Linked DNA regions of Homo sapiens: region 1 is linked to region 2. Evidence: chromatin contacts called from ENCODE Hi-C or POLR2A ChIA-PET data. All regions are on one chromosome and are shown on one strand. The core of a region is the stretch at or near the end of the contact, and the rest is flanking DNA. Distances in the headings are between cores, read along the strand shown. Region 1 overlaps SGMS1 (sphingomyelin synthase 1). Region 2 overlaps SGMS1 (sphingomyelin synthase 1).

Region 1 (7,559 bases), core at 218-2,717, 42 kb after region 2:
TGCTTAGGATTATTCCCTAGGTCATAGAGCTTGTCTACATTGTACCGTCAGGAAGAATGAGGTTACAAAGCAGAATTCAAGAAGAGTGACACCTTCACTGTGAGAGCACAAAAGCCATCCAAGAAGATGGCTTCAACCATTTGCTTATTTACCCTACAAGTAACTAAGCTCAAACTGCATCTATTAAGCCATATGAATCCCATTACATATTAAATGTTTGGTCAGTTCTCAAGAAGGCACTGCTACTCAGGAGGCTGGGGCAGGAGGCTTGCTTGAGCCCAGCTATTCAAAGTTACAGTGAGCTATGATTATGCCACGGCACTCCAGCCTGGGCAACAGAGTGAGATCCTGCTCTGGAAATACAGAGATTAAACAAATAATAATAAGGTGCTGGATAAGATGCAGATAAAACCAAAGAGCTTATCAGGGGTGGGTGGGTGGGCTCACACCTGTAATCCCAGCACTTTGGGAGGCCGAGGCAGGCAGATCATGAGCTCAGGAGATCGAGACCATCATGGCTAACATGGTGAAACCCCGTCTCTACTAAAAATACAAAAAAATTAGCCGGGCGTGGTGGTGGGTGCCTGTAGTCCCAGCTACTCAGGAGGCTGAGGCAGGACAATGGCATGAACCCGGGAGGCGGAGCTTGCAGTGAGCCAAGATCATGCCACTGTACTACAGCCTGGGCTACTGAGTGAGACTCCATCTCAAAAAAAAAAAAAAAAAAAAGAGATAGCTTATCAGGGGTGCCTTCAGCATTCTGGACAGGACAATCCTTCATTAAGTGGGACCCTCCCACTCCCAACTACTGAAAGGTATTTAGCATCCCACACCCTCAGGACATTAAATCCTGATATACACACCCCTCATCATCATGACCACTGAAAATGTTCCCACACATTTCAAAACACCAGAGGAGAGGGATGACACCATTCCCCACTGACAACTTCTGTGTCTACTTAGTGGGATGGAATTCACATTCAGGAAATGACAGAAAACAATACTGATCTGGAGGTGGAACTGTGAGATAAAAGCTGTAAGTATCATTAAGTGGTCAAAGGCGATCCAAAAGAGTAGAGCAAGTTTTGATAAGAACAGGAGATGGAGACTTGTAACCTTCCCCAGAATCCAGTCCAGGGTTAAAGTCTGCCATGAAATGCCTTCTCATCAACACCCTGGATTTCCCCTACTTAAGCTGATTACATGAACTAATACAAGGAAACCACCGAACTCGGTGAGCAGCACATCCTACACACTTGGCAATGCCAACTTTTAAAACACAGGTATTGTTCCTGTCCTCCTGCTCAGGGCAAGCGTTCTTGCCATGTGGGCATCCAGGGAGGGCAGAACAGTGACAGCCCTGGTGAGCATGAAGGGCACTGCTGGCCTTCCCCTGCCGGGCTTCTCCAGAGGACTCAACCATAGGCCCCACCCATTCACTGCTGGACTGAGGAGATCTGACCCCTGTCTAGTTCCTTCCCGCCTGTGTCAGCTGTGGTCAAAGGGCCATTGTTCCCGGAAGGCCAGTGTGTTTTAGCCATCTAGGAACAATGCCCCTTGTTGATCCTCTGTGCTCCAGTTGAATAAGGTCATAGACTGTTTTCAACCTTAGTCACAATCAATATCATCACCTTTTATTGTATAGTGTTGGCATTGATATGTTTTCTGATAACATCTATATGCTCAGGTGAGACTGAAAAGGTCGGTGAATGAGCCATCTTTTATGGATCCTGTTCGAAATTTATTAATGACACAGTATACACTAAGTATTATATGGGACCTGATTCTCAAACTTATGGAGCTTATTTAAAGTACAAAGTGATCACTTTAAAATGCAGTTTTCTGGGCCTCTCAAATTCTGATTCAGTAAGTTGTGGGGGCATGAACCTGCAAATTAACCATCCCCACATGTTTCTGATACAGGTGATCCATGGGTATGCTTTGTGAAACACTGCCACAGAATGATAGTAAACTGAATTTAAAATGAGCATCTTCTTCTTGATGTTTTATATTCTATCTCCTTGAAATGGATCTTTCACTAGCAAAATAAACATTAAGTAAAAGTCCAATGGAAACAAGAAATCAACTTAATTATGAAAGAAAATTAGAGTCCCTGCTGTAAGGCTCATATATAGACATGATAAGCCTATGCAACTGAAAGTTTAATTTATGTGTATATAAAATTTACATTTTAGTCTGCATAAGAGAGTGGCTAAACAGAAAATGATTATTTATGTCAAAGCATACTGAATGTAATTATACAACCTTATATTTGAATATGCTCTACTAATTTTTCAGTATTTCTTACTTAATCTTCATGAAAGAATTATCTTATCTTACAATCTGATGACCTGTATTAGACTGGCATGAAAATTAAGGCATGAAAAGTTTATGCAACATGTTTAAAGGTCAATACAAGGACCTAAACATCCAGAAGGTGATGACATTTTCTGCTAGATTAGAAATGTCAAATAGGTTTCATGCCACATGCCAATTCACACAGACCAGTAGAGTACTAAGAAAGCCAGCCCAGGGGAAGGATGTGGTGATAAATTAGTAATAAATAGACTGGCTCGTCTGGCAGGTAAAAAAAAATGGTGGCATCTGTGCCACACCTCATGCTAGATATGCCAACTCTCAGAGTATTTAGCAGCACTTAAAATACTCACAATTACCACTACTCTCATTCTTTCACTCAACAAATATGAATAAGCATCCACTATATGCCAGCCACTAGACATATACCAACAGACTGCTATCAAGGGGGTCAATGTCATGCAATAAGGTGGTTTCTAACCTAAGGCTTTCTCTGACAAAATGAGATTTAAGGGGGAACTAAAGAAATAATTAAAGTCAACAATTTGAAAAAAGAGAGAGGAAAGTGGAAGTGAATGCTATCTCAGAGAAACCAAAACTAAGCCACCATGACTGGATTGAAGAGGGGGAACACGGAGGGCTGGGGATTAGTGGGCAACTGCCAGGTCATGCGAGTCACTAAGGTTATGAAATTATGATTTCAACTTAAGATCATGGGAAGTCATGGAAAAGTTGAGTCCTGCAGGTTTGTTTGTTTTTTGTTTTGGCTTTTAGGGGAAGGAGGTGAATTACCAGATTTCCATTTCATAAAGAGGGTGGAAAAGAGTCACAGTGAGTATGAATAGCAACTGCAGTCACCCAGGTGACTGGACCAGGAGGGTGGATTTGAGATACTTTTTGGAGGCAGAATCAACAGAAACTTGGTTTGGGAAAGAATACAGGGGATGACAGCATGGAAGACCAAGATTCAGCTCTGATTGAAGTGCTTCAGATACATTCAATTAGAAACTCCACAAGGCAACAGGACCAACCAGCGTTGGAGACCTTGGGAAAGGACTTTTGAAAATGTGGGGGTTTCAGGCACAGAAAAAGGTAAGATCCAAACAAAACACTAATTCTTTATCTTCTATTTTCCGATTCTAGTTAAGTTTTATAATACTTATGCTGTTATACTCATGAAGACTTAATCCAGTAGAGATGTTACCATGTAAGTCTCTGGTTTTCTAAATTATAGCACTTACTGCAACTTTTTACCTCTCAAAGCAACTTAATTCAAGCAACCATAAAACTCCTATTGAAAATGTTTCTTAAGGAGTACTGTACATTACTGCCTTGTATGGTATACCAACATAATTTCATCTTTCATTGACTATCTAATACATCATGTGACTCAACATCTGTATGAGGGGCATTAATTTTACCATCCAGGCTCTGTCTTCATGATGACTCGAGCTCTTCCCTGAAGGCCCCCTTCCTGTGTGAATGGCAAACACCTAGCTCAGCTTGCCAGGTCATCTTGCCATACTCAAAGCCCACAGAGAGTGGTTGTTAAGCTGCCCCACTTGGAGACAAGACCAGGGATGGGGCCAAGATCCTCGAAAATGGAATAAAAATGCTGGCCCCTGGCTGAGCCACCCACTCTGGGAGATGTTTGGGAAGGAAAAGGGGTTGTTTTGAGTTTAATCAAGAGAACCAGGGTGGAGCCTCCAGAAGTTACAATTAGCACCAAATTGCAGGGTTCATGCACTTTTAAAAAAAGGATTTTTATTCCTGGAGCCAAAGTTTTCTTTTCTGTTAAAATACAACCTCCTAGGAAGAAGGCACTAAAACCTCTGCCAGTTACTTCCACTTCGAGGAGCATGTTTGATTTTTTTCCTGCCAACAAGTTTTAATGGAATAGATGAGTATGCTGGTGTCTAGAAGGGGAAGAGGCTGCATGTCCCACTCTTTTGCCTAAAATCACCGTGGCAGGAACCATTATCTTTTCTTAAAATCCTCCACCAAAGCCACCACCACTAGCATCAGATTCTCATGACACACAGCTTTGAAGCTACAGCAACCAAATTAGACCTTCTCATGGGGGAAAAGAAACTGAACACAGTCACACTCTGTGACTCCCACTTTTCGTTCTTCAAAGACTTCTACGGCATAAAATACATGGAAACAAAATTTTCCAGGTTCTATGTCTCAAAAAATGGCCGGAAGCATGTTTATTATTCTCCTTAAGATTATTTTTAAAAATTCAAAAAAGATCTTACACACATATGTGTTTACAGTGATTTAAAAAAAATCACTGTTTTGAAGTGTTGCCACTCATATTATTCTTAGACATTTGTTTAAGAACAGATTATGAGATACTTGAAAGATTGAGACAAAGAAGAAACACTAAAATTTCTATGATGTCACCAACCTGGGCTTAGAGCAGAAAATATGTATATTTGCTCTTAAAAAAAAGTGGTTAAGAGAGAATTTATGAATAACATAAGTCCAAATAAAATGGTTAAAAAGCAAAAAGCAAACTACCATAAAGAAAAGTGTATAGGAAAACAGAGAAAACAGAGAAGGTATACACACACACACATGCACACACACACATATACAGAAATGCACTTATAGAGAGAGGGGAGAGAGATATATATAACCTATAAATATTATATATATTATATTATATATAACAATGATATATATTAAATATTATTCAAAAAGTCTCAATTATTGTTTAATTTTTTCATTTGTTTTTCAGCAACCATTCCTGCAGGGTTTTTTTGGTTATTGTAATGTAATGCCAAGTGCAAAAAAAAAAAAAAAAGAAAGAAAAAGGAAGTCTTCTCAGTTTGTTTTGTTTTTAAAACACAAGTTACCTGCTTCTCAGACCAACAGGATGCCATCACTGTTTAGACTTGGACCTGCTTCCTTCAAACACACACAGTGTCTATATGATAGCTCTTGGGACAATTTTAACAAGGGACATTAGGCATCCACATCTGATCTTCCACAATCCAGACAGTACAGGGAAATAAAGTTAGCACCCAAACTGTCTTGGAGACCAAGTGTTGACTTTGTGCAGAGCAATGAACATGTCAAGGCAAACTTAGAATTTCCATTACAATATGCTCAGCTGGAAAAAAAAATGAGTATGTGGCAAGGCTGGCAACTTGACTTACAAATGACTATAAAATATGTGGCTGCTTTTCTAATCACTTGGAATTATGGAAAGGAAAGAGGACAGCAGAGACATAAGGCAGGGCACTTTAACACATCCACACAGGAGGCCCAAGAGCTGGCCCTCAATCAAGTTATTTCAAAAAGCCAAGGTGAGTAGATATACACATTACATAGTTAACATTACATATATCAAGTTGTAAAAAATTAGTAATCATTAGAACAAGAGCGTAGGCTAAGAAACAAATATGTGGTAGAGGTAAAAAAATCATACTGATTGTCAGGAAAAGAAGTTTCTGTAGGAACTGGGGCCTGCAGGCCAAGGGAACCCTGAAACAAAGTGTGGCTGATGTTCCACTTATAGAGGAGACAGGAGGAATAATGGGGTTTTGAGGTCAAAATAATCAGATTGGGAGCAGTTGCTTCTGCAGGAAGTAGACAGGAACTTCCTTACGAATCCCAAAAGCCAAAGACCCAAACTAATAATCTTCTTGTTAAAACTAAAAACTCAGCTTAATTTGGCCCAATGACCATTCTTGTGAATAAACTTTCTAGGTAAGTTTTTAAACCAAAAGATTTTTTTTTACTTGGTTCCAAATGTCTTCTATGTTTAGAAAAATTTTTTAAAGAAAAGAAAAAATTCAAAGCCACATTCACTCAGGGGACAGAAAATTGGTCACTACAGGAGCCATACGAAGAACGTAGTGCTACAGCCCCAGAAGGCATTCCTCCAAGAGCCATCCCCAAAATGTCCGGCATGGGCAGCACTACCAAAATCAAAGCTTATTTTCCAAGTCAGAACATTCTGAGGAAGAAAAACTCCCTTGGATGTGTAGGTTCTGATACATTTATTTCTTAAACATTTATTTCTCACACATGCTGACATAGCTTATAGGAAGGTAATGACAACAATAAAAACCATATCAGGTGACAGCTACTGAATGCCAGGAACTGTCTGAAGTGCTTCATGAATTAACTCACTTAATCCTCCCAGCAACTCTGAGGTAGTTATGTCCCCATTTCACAGATGAGGAAACTGAAGCCCAGAAAGGTAAAGTAAGGTGACTAAGTCACACAGGGAGACACGGAGGATATGAACCTCTTACAGACACCATGACAAATACAGGAATCCAGAGCTCTAAACAAGGCATTCCTGCATGTATATATTTAATGCTACATTAACCAGGACATTATCTTGCTTCGGTGAAGGCAAACAAGTTTAAGAGCCTTCTTTACTTCATTTGCATATGCCTCTCTCTCACTCAGATTTTCAGCTGCAACTGAGAGTTTTTTTGATCACATTCTACTTTTTCCTTAATAAATTAAAATCAAAAGCTTTTATTGAAAAGGTAAGACAATGTATCAGATCTGACTAACTGCAAATTCCAGAAGAAGTAAAACTGAAGTAGGTTCTTTGTACAATAAACTAAAATGCAACCTTGCAGTTTTACAGGGTGAAATATTTTGAAGATATGAGATAAACAAGGAAAAACAGAAAGTACAGTATAAACAGGAGCCAGGTGGATGCTAGGAAGTTCCTGAAGCACACAGCATTGGTCTCAGAAACTCGGTCCCAACATGCCATGAAGCCCAGAGGTGGGACATGCTACAACTACCCCTTTTCATTTGCCCCAAGAAGAAACGTGTGCCGCGTATTTCCATTTATGTGTTCCAACTATTGATACTACCTCCATCTTTATTTGTGGTTGGTAAATAATTTGGTTAAATTATTCATAGCTTCTTTATGAAGGAGCACAAGGGAAGTGAAATGAACACAGCATTGGTGGCCACTGTTGCTCTGAGGTGAAAATGGTAGCACGTGTACAATAAAAGCAAGAAATGAGGACACAGTAGCTTTGAGGATGACAAGGCAGCTATTTCCCGGAAGCACACAGAGAACATCAGTAACCTACTTCAAAGGGGGAAGCTTTATAATATGAATGGGAATGGCAGGGCCCCTCTGCCCCAGTGCCTTAAGGTTCCTAGTGTCACAGAAGCATAGAACAAGTGACCATCCTTTAAAAATGTCTTCTCCTTTCAGGTTTCTAGAGGCAGTGAATTTAAAAAGAAGTATTTGTGTG
Region 2 (7,166 bases), core at 1,067-3,566:
ATGTGCTGTATCTGTCAAAGTGTGGAAGAGGCTTAATTAATGATTAAACTGTACTTCTCTGAAATAAAATTTGGCTAAAATGCCTTAATTTTAGGAGAAAATGTTTAAATAGAATGTGATCTATTTGATCTGCACTTTTTCACAAATGCAAGCAGGATAGAAACCATGTTAATCAAGTTAAATTCTGTAAAAAGACTGGTCATTCATACAATAGATGTTCAAAATCTAGCTTTACACAGACCAACAGTTAGGCTCCCAATATTTAAATGTACATATAAACATAGAAGTTTATTCTACAGATGTACTGAAGAATGTGTAAAATAACGAATATAAGGATATACTTCTCAATATTATTTATAAAAGCTCTAAGGTTTAAGTAGGGGGCTGGCTAAAAACATTTTGTTAATTTCATATATTGAAATTGTCCAACTACATTAAAATAAATTGAATAGATTTCTCTGGCTGATATGGAATTGTCACCAAGAATTATAAAAAAAAAAAGAGCAAAGTTTGGAATAGTATGCATATCATACACAGAACATGTTTGTATCTACATAGAACATATATGGAAAAATACATAAGAAAATTTGGCCTATCTCTGGGGAAGGCAAGGGAGAACTGAGATGAAAGGGAGGATTTTCACTTTCGGCATCCTTCTATGTTGTTTACAGAGCTTTTTAAAGTCATGTGCACGTATTTCCTTTTTTTAATTAAAAAATGAACAATTTTTTAAAAATAAAACAGCAGACACTCCATACCTGTCGGTTTTCCTTTATACTGAATCCAGTGTGTTACATGATAAGCATGACCAATGCAGACAGATATTACAGTTCCTTGCTTCTCTGCAAAACCACCAACCACCTTTCCTAAATTTGAGTAGATGAGGCACATGCTGTGCAGGAAAAGGGCCTACAAAACATTTGAAAAGTGTGTTTTTGTATTCTGGTATAAATAATTCTTTAATGGCTCTAAATGTCTTTCTGCCTTTATTGTCAAGCTGGCAGTAGTACCTAGCACGCTGTCTTGCATAAACTTCAAAAAAAGTACTCTGCTGGTCAATGGCTGTTCTTTATCCTCCAGCCAAATGCCTAAGGGACTGTATGAACCTATTCACATCAGTGAACATCAACATACAGCTTCCTTACCAGACAGAATCACACTGTGTACTCTACCACCACTCCACACTATGCCCATCACCAAACACTACCCAGAAAAGCAACGAGGCACACAGCACTAGTAAATGCCCCATTTGTCCTGTTCCTCAACAAAACACAAGCCAGCCCACTTAATAATGTCCAGAAGCTGTTATATATTCCAAGTAGGAACAGACATGGCCAGAGCTGCCTAATGGCTCCCAGATCCCAGTTTAAAGACAACCCTAGGCCTTCCTATATCACATTCCAGGTGATCCCATGGCTTTGGGAGAATAAAAACAGCTCCTCTCTACCAGTACCTAGGCCTGGCTACCATCTCAAATTCATTATGAGCTGTGTGATCTTAGGCAAACTGCTTAGCCTCTCTAATCCTGGATGTCCTCATCCGCAAAATGGTGCCAGTAATGTCACCCATCTATATAGCTCACAGAGCTACAGTAAGGATAAAGCTTTTGGCATCCAAGTAGTCCTCCATGCATGTCAACTAATGTCACTACCAACATCTTTAGACACAAACCCACAGCAGCCTCCTGTTTGGTCTCCCTAATTCCACTCTAGCTTCCACCCACTGGTAAAAGTGATCTTAAAAGGGGGATATGGTAAAGTCATCCTCCACCCTTCTTCCAACACTGAAATGTAGAGACAGCTCTACTGTCATTAGAATGAAGTCCAGAAGGCTCGATGCAAACCTCTCCAAGTGTCAACGATTAACGATGAGAACTCTGCCTCCACCCACACCTCTCTTCCCCACAATAGGGTAGCCTTGACAGATGATCCTAATTCTCCTTTGATGACATTTTCAAACTTACAAAGTTGTCTAATAAGGATCATTATGCACTTCAGTGTGAGCTCCATTCACCACTATACTGCTCACATAGCTATCAACTAACAAGAAATGTTGAGGACTCATCTTTTCAAGAATTACAATCTATACAACCCATAATAGTGTTAAAGCTGGAAGACATGACAAACAAGCTTCAGTGTTCTATCATATTAAACTTGTCCATATGGAGCTGAACAGAACCAGTGAGATTATGCAAGAGAAGCCAAAAGGTAAGTGAGTATTAAATACCAGATCCTGGCCGGGCGCGGTGGCTCACGCCTATAATCCCAGCACTTTGGGAGGCCGAGGCAGATGGATCGCCTGAGTTCAGGAGTTTAAGACCAGCCTGGCCAACATAGTGAAACCCTGTCTCTACTAAAAATACAAAAAATTAGCCGGACGTGGTGGTGCATGCCTGTAATCCCAGCTACTCAGAAGGCTGAGGCAGGAGAATCATTTGAACCTGGGAGGCGGAGGTTGCAGTGAGCCAAGATCGCACCATTGCACTCCAGCCTGGGCAACAACAGCAAAACTCATCTAAAAAAAAAAAAATTCCAGATCCTTCAGTTGACAGGTCAGACCAGATGATTCATCCACCTACCATCTAACACTGTGCCTAACTGAAATGCATGACTTTCAGTTAGAGGTTTCACTTTGGACATATCTGTTTACCTATTTGAATGTGAGCCCTAAGTTATTTTTATATTTTGCTTTTCCTCTCAGGCTGAGAAAGCTGCTGCTAAAAACTCTCAGAGTAAAAGTATGCTGATATCACACTCCAGGGAATTTGGTTTCTAAGAAAAGCCCACTCATTTTTAAAAGACAAGATGAAGAGAACACAGACTTCAAGCAAGTTGGGAGTTAGGGAAATATAACTCAAGGTCTCAATGACTTGCCCACCACCCCTGCTTTTTCAGCAATGCTGTTTGGGGGAGGGGATCATGGTAACTTAACATGGGAAAGATGTGATCGGATAAAATCTCTTTTATCATTCAGAGGGAAGAGGAATTCACAACCAATCACTTCAATCCTTATTTTCTTTTTAAAGCATTATTTTTATTGTGGTAAAATATACATAACATAATTTATCACCTTAATCATTTTTAAGTATATAGTTTTATGGCTTTAAGTACATTCACATTGTTGTGTAACCATCACCACCATCCATTTCCAGAGTGTTTTCAACATCCCAAAGAGAAATTCTGTACCTATTAAACAGTAACTCCCCTCTCAGCCCCTGGAAACCACCATTCTACTTTCTGTCTTTATGAATACACTAGGTACCTCATATATGTAGAAGCATATAGTATTTTTCCTTTTGTGACTAGCTGATTTCACTTACTATAATGTCCTCAAGGTTCATCCATGTTGTAGCAAGTGTCAGAATTTCCTTCCTTTTTAGGGCTGAATAATATTCCATTGTATGCAAACATCCTATTTTGTTTACCCATTCATCCATCAATGGGTATTTAGGTTGTTTCCTCTCCTTGGTTATTATGAATAATGCTGCTATAAACCGGGGTGTACAAACATATCTTCAAGAACCTGCTTTCAACACTTTCAGGTCTAAACCCAGAAGTGGAATTGCTGGATTATATGGTAGTTCTATTTTTAATTTTTTTCAGGAACTGTCATATTGTTTTCCATAGCATCTGTACCATTTTACATTCCCACCAATAGTGCACGAGTGTTCCAATTTCTTCATATCCTGGCCAACATTTGTTATTTTCTGGGTTTTTTAATAGTAGCCATCCTACTGGTAATTCTTTAAGTATTTTTATTTTTAAACTGGCTAATAGAATTAAACTTTTGTCCCATCTATGCAATTGGCTAAGAATATTAGAAAACCTGATTTTCATGAGTATGCTACTATTCACTTTCTGAGAGGTAATTTTAATAATAGCAGCTGAGATTAAATTTTAAAAATAAAGCTTTGGACACAAAACCATCCTGTATTCAAATATGAAACAGCTACTTCTGAAGCAAAGTACCTTCCCTAAGCCTTGGTTTTCTCATTGGTGAAATGGAGCTATGAATATCCATTTCTTAAAGTTCTTGGGAGAATTCACTTACGAAATTGTACAAAGCACTTAGCATGCTCTCTGGCTCCTAAGAAGCACTTAAAGAAAGACAGATGATGATAAGGAGGAGGAAAGTCTCATTATTGCTGGTATACCACTAAAAGTTAAGTCACAAAAAGGTCTCTTTAGCATTGAAATATACATATCCTTTCCTCAACTACTCCCAGATGACCCTGTTTTACAATTCATATATATACTCACCAAACCTCAAGATTGTCACTGTAGACAAGATAGTATTTTCTTATATACAAATTATAAACATAAATATTCTTTTCCCAAAGGCAGGATATTCAGGTAGGACAATAAACAGTGGTAGCATATCACAAAATTATACCTTTTTTCAGTTTGAAAAAGTGGTAACAAGAACTTGTCATATATTTTAAGTTATACTTAATTTAGTTACAGCAAAAAGGTAGAGTGCACATTGTGAGACAAGATTGGTTTTCCCTCTTCTCTTGATTAGTTAATTAAAAAGTTAATGCCAAATGGCTATATTTTAAACGTATGGCTTAGGCTAAATTCACATATTGTATCTAAAAAACAAGCTTGATCAGCCTGGCGCAGTGGCTCACGCCTGTAATCCCAACACTTTGGGAGGCAAAGGCGGGCGGATCATGAGGTCTGGAGTTCGAGACCAGCCTGACCAACATGGTGAAATCCCGTCTCTACTGAAAAATACAAAAATTAGCCAGGTGTGGTAGCATGTGCCTGTAATTCCAGCTAGTCAGGAGGCTGAGGCAAGAGGATCGCTTGAACCCGGGAGGTGGAGGTTGCAGTGAGCCAAGATTGCACCACTGCACTTCAGCCTGGGTGACAGAGCGGGACTCCATCTCAAAAACAAACTAACAAACAAACAAACAAAAAAACAAGCTTGATCTGTTGTAGATTTCCTGGGTATCTTTAACTTGGAATTTTTATCAGGCTTCTCATTTAAATTCAAAGAATCTATGGGAAAGTCTCAGAAATCACTTAACCCAAACTGCCATCAAATAGCTGCTGTTCTGTTTATAGAAATTTACTAATAAATTACAGTAAAATATAAAACAATTGGGAACCTGAAGCAATTGTGAAAGAAGATATATGCTTACTTCTCATTTAAAGAAATCAAATAAATGAAAATCGGTTTTAAAATAAAGGTTAAACCAAAAGGGTACTAATTCACCATCAAAACACTTCCAGACCCTCTATGAGTGTGTGTGCCACGCATTTTTCTAAGCACTTACATTGACACCTTTAATTTCTACATAAGGATTCTGATTTGGGTTCCATTAATATTACAAGGCACTTTAAATTGACCCTTAAAGTTGTGACACATTAACTTTATTCATATACTCCACTGAGAAATATTCATGTGAAATAGCACTCCAAAACCTTAATTATGTTACTGGCTTCAGGACTACCACCTTGGCTAACGTAAGTCCATACTAACTTTTTTCTTCCATCCACCCAGAGACATGGTTCAAAACATCAGGATGCCTTGATAATGGCATTAGTTTAGGTTTATTAGCTCAGGAAATTCTTTCTGTTGCAATCATTGTTCCATTAAAATTCTTTAAAATTACTCTTTAATTTCAGTAACTAAGGTATATGGGCATGTAATCTTAAATATTTCTATGGTAGTTCAAGAGTAATAAGGGATCTCATCTGATTTTCCAAAGAACCAATTAACCAATGCTGGGAAGACACAGGGTCACATTATGAGTATCTATCAACCCTGGGTCTCAGTGATTATGGGGGCCAGCCAGAAGGAATGGCCTCCTTCCCTCTCATCCCATGTCATCCTCTCCTGCAATTTATGCTCTGGCAATAATATCTATACTTCCCCCAAATGTGCCCTTCTGTGGTACCCTCACTCATGCCCCCTAATCCTACTTGGAGTAAATTCTCATTCTTTTCCAGCACACCAGCATCTCCCTTGTGAAGTCCTTCAATTCTGAGGAACAGAGAAAGGAGAGAAGGACAAGTCCACAAACTCTATCATCCTAACAGCGAATGAAAGGGGTTCACAATTATCTAAAACTTAAAAAGGCAACTATTTCCATTATGTATTTTCTACATTTTATATAAAACTTTATATTATATACAAAAGTACTCTGTTACATTTTTAAGTAGGTAGAATGCTTGGTGAAATACGTTTGATTTTTTCCTCTTTTCTGAGTTCATTAAGGAAATTAATTTGCAGAGATAATTCTATATGATTCACACGCAGACCAAAAAAAATTAGCAGGCAATTCTTGAGCTAAAACAGCTTGTAAATAAACATCATGAATATGGACAAAATGTGAACACCCACAAGGCAAGTAGTGAAGAATTCCACCTACATAAATCTAGTGAGTCATACTTTAATTCAACAAGTTGTCTCTGAGTCCTGATAGGGCGTTCTGTCCTATGTTTGGTGCCACAGGAGTTTCCAGAAACCTCAAGATTAGGGCCCTACTTTCAAAGAGGTTAGACAATGTGGTAAGATGTTAAAATTCATGGTATCATTGAAACCCTAAGAAAAATTCTTAAATTACTTTTTAGATAATAAGACATGATTATAAAAACAATTAAAATTTTAAGTATGGGTATTCAGCCAAACTGCACATCTTGCTTCACTGTCCATCATTGTTGTATGTTTGCTGGGGAAAGGGAGGAGTTGGGTTTTTTTTCATTTGTTTCTTTGAGCAGAGGGCCTCCCTTGTGGACAGAGACTATGTTTCCACAATGTACTGTGTTTGCAATTTAGAAATATGTGGGGTTGGCCTTGCCTGCTGGCTGTCAACAGGAACTGAGTGCCCAGGCCCCTGGCTGTTCTGCCACAAAGTCCCTCCTCCCCCAGAGGCCTCTCACCTGACAAGATAGCTATCTGTAGCTATAACTGATCAAAACTGCTTACCTAGGTAATCATCTCTACTGCCTGCAAAAAGATGACTCTTGAATTTCCACCTCCAGCCTCTCCCCACACAAAGATGATTTACAAATGAGGAAAGAAAAAAAAAAAAAAAAACCAGCACAGCAGGAGAAGTCAGTAAAGAACACTACTGGTCCAGGCTCCTCCCTAACTGAGCTTCCGAGGGAAGTAAGGGAGAGGAGAGGTGCCATCCCACTGAGAGCCCAGTTCCTTCT

What was found. Hi-C counts contacts between places; a loop is a spot of excess contacts on that map. ChIA-PET counts read pairs that join two places held with the same protein, here RNA polymerase II (POLR2A). Pooled maps may share reads with other maps.
Region 1: a loop to region 2 is called in a map of B cell, with 2.9 times the contacts of the local background. The contact joins two enhancer-like sites. A Hi-C loop is called at or near these places in 4 of 168 maps with a recorded cell type or tissue (B cell, GM12878, HepG2 and 1 more), 22 of 37 single-sample maps with no recorded cell type and 12 of 50 pooled maps. POLR2A ChIA-PET finds 5 or more read pairs at or near these places in 10 of 52 experiments (GM10248, GM12878, H1 and 7 more).

Annotation. Positions count from the first base shown.
Region 1 is chr10:50,537,749-50,545,307 of GRCh38, forward strand. All of the region lies in intron 2 of SGMS1 (sphingomyelin synthase 1), which reads right to left. Among named protein-coding and RNA genes, the nearest start is that of SGMS1, 82 kb to the right of the region's middle. RefSeq lists a silencer at 801-1,095 and an enhancer at 1,088-1,297. Within about 2 kb of position 1,468, at least 5 of the 41 ENCODE cell types and tissues checked have a DNase peak (open chromatin) inside an H3K27ac peak, as active enhancers do; they include GM12878, where a contact is called at or near this core.
Region 2 is chr10:50,495,277-50,502,442 of GRCh38, forward strand. All of the region lies in intron 3 of SGMS1 (sphingomyelin synthase 1), which reads right to left. Among named protein-coding and RNA genes, the nearest start is that of SGMS1, 130 kb to the right of the region's middle. Within about 2 kb of position 2,317, at least 2 of the 41 ENCODE cell types and tissues checked have a DNase peak (open chromatin) inside an H3K27ac peak, as active enhancers do; they include GM12878, where a contact is called at or near this core.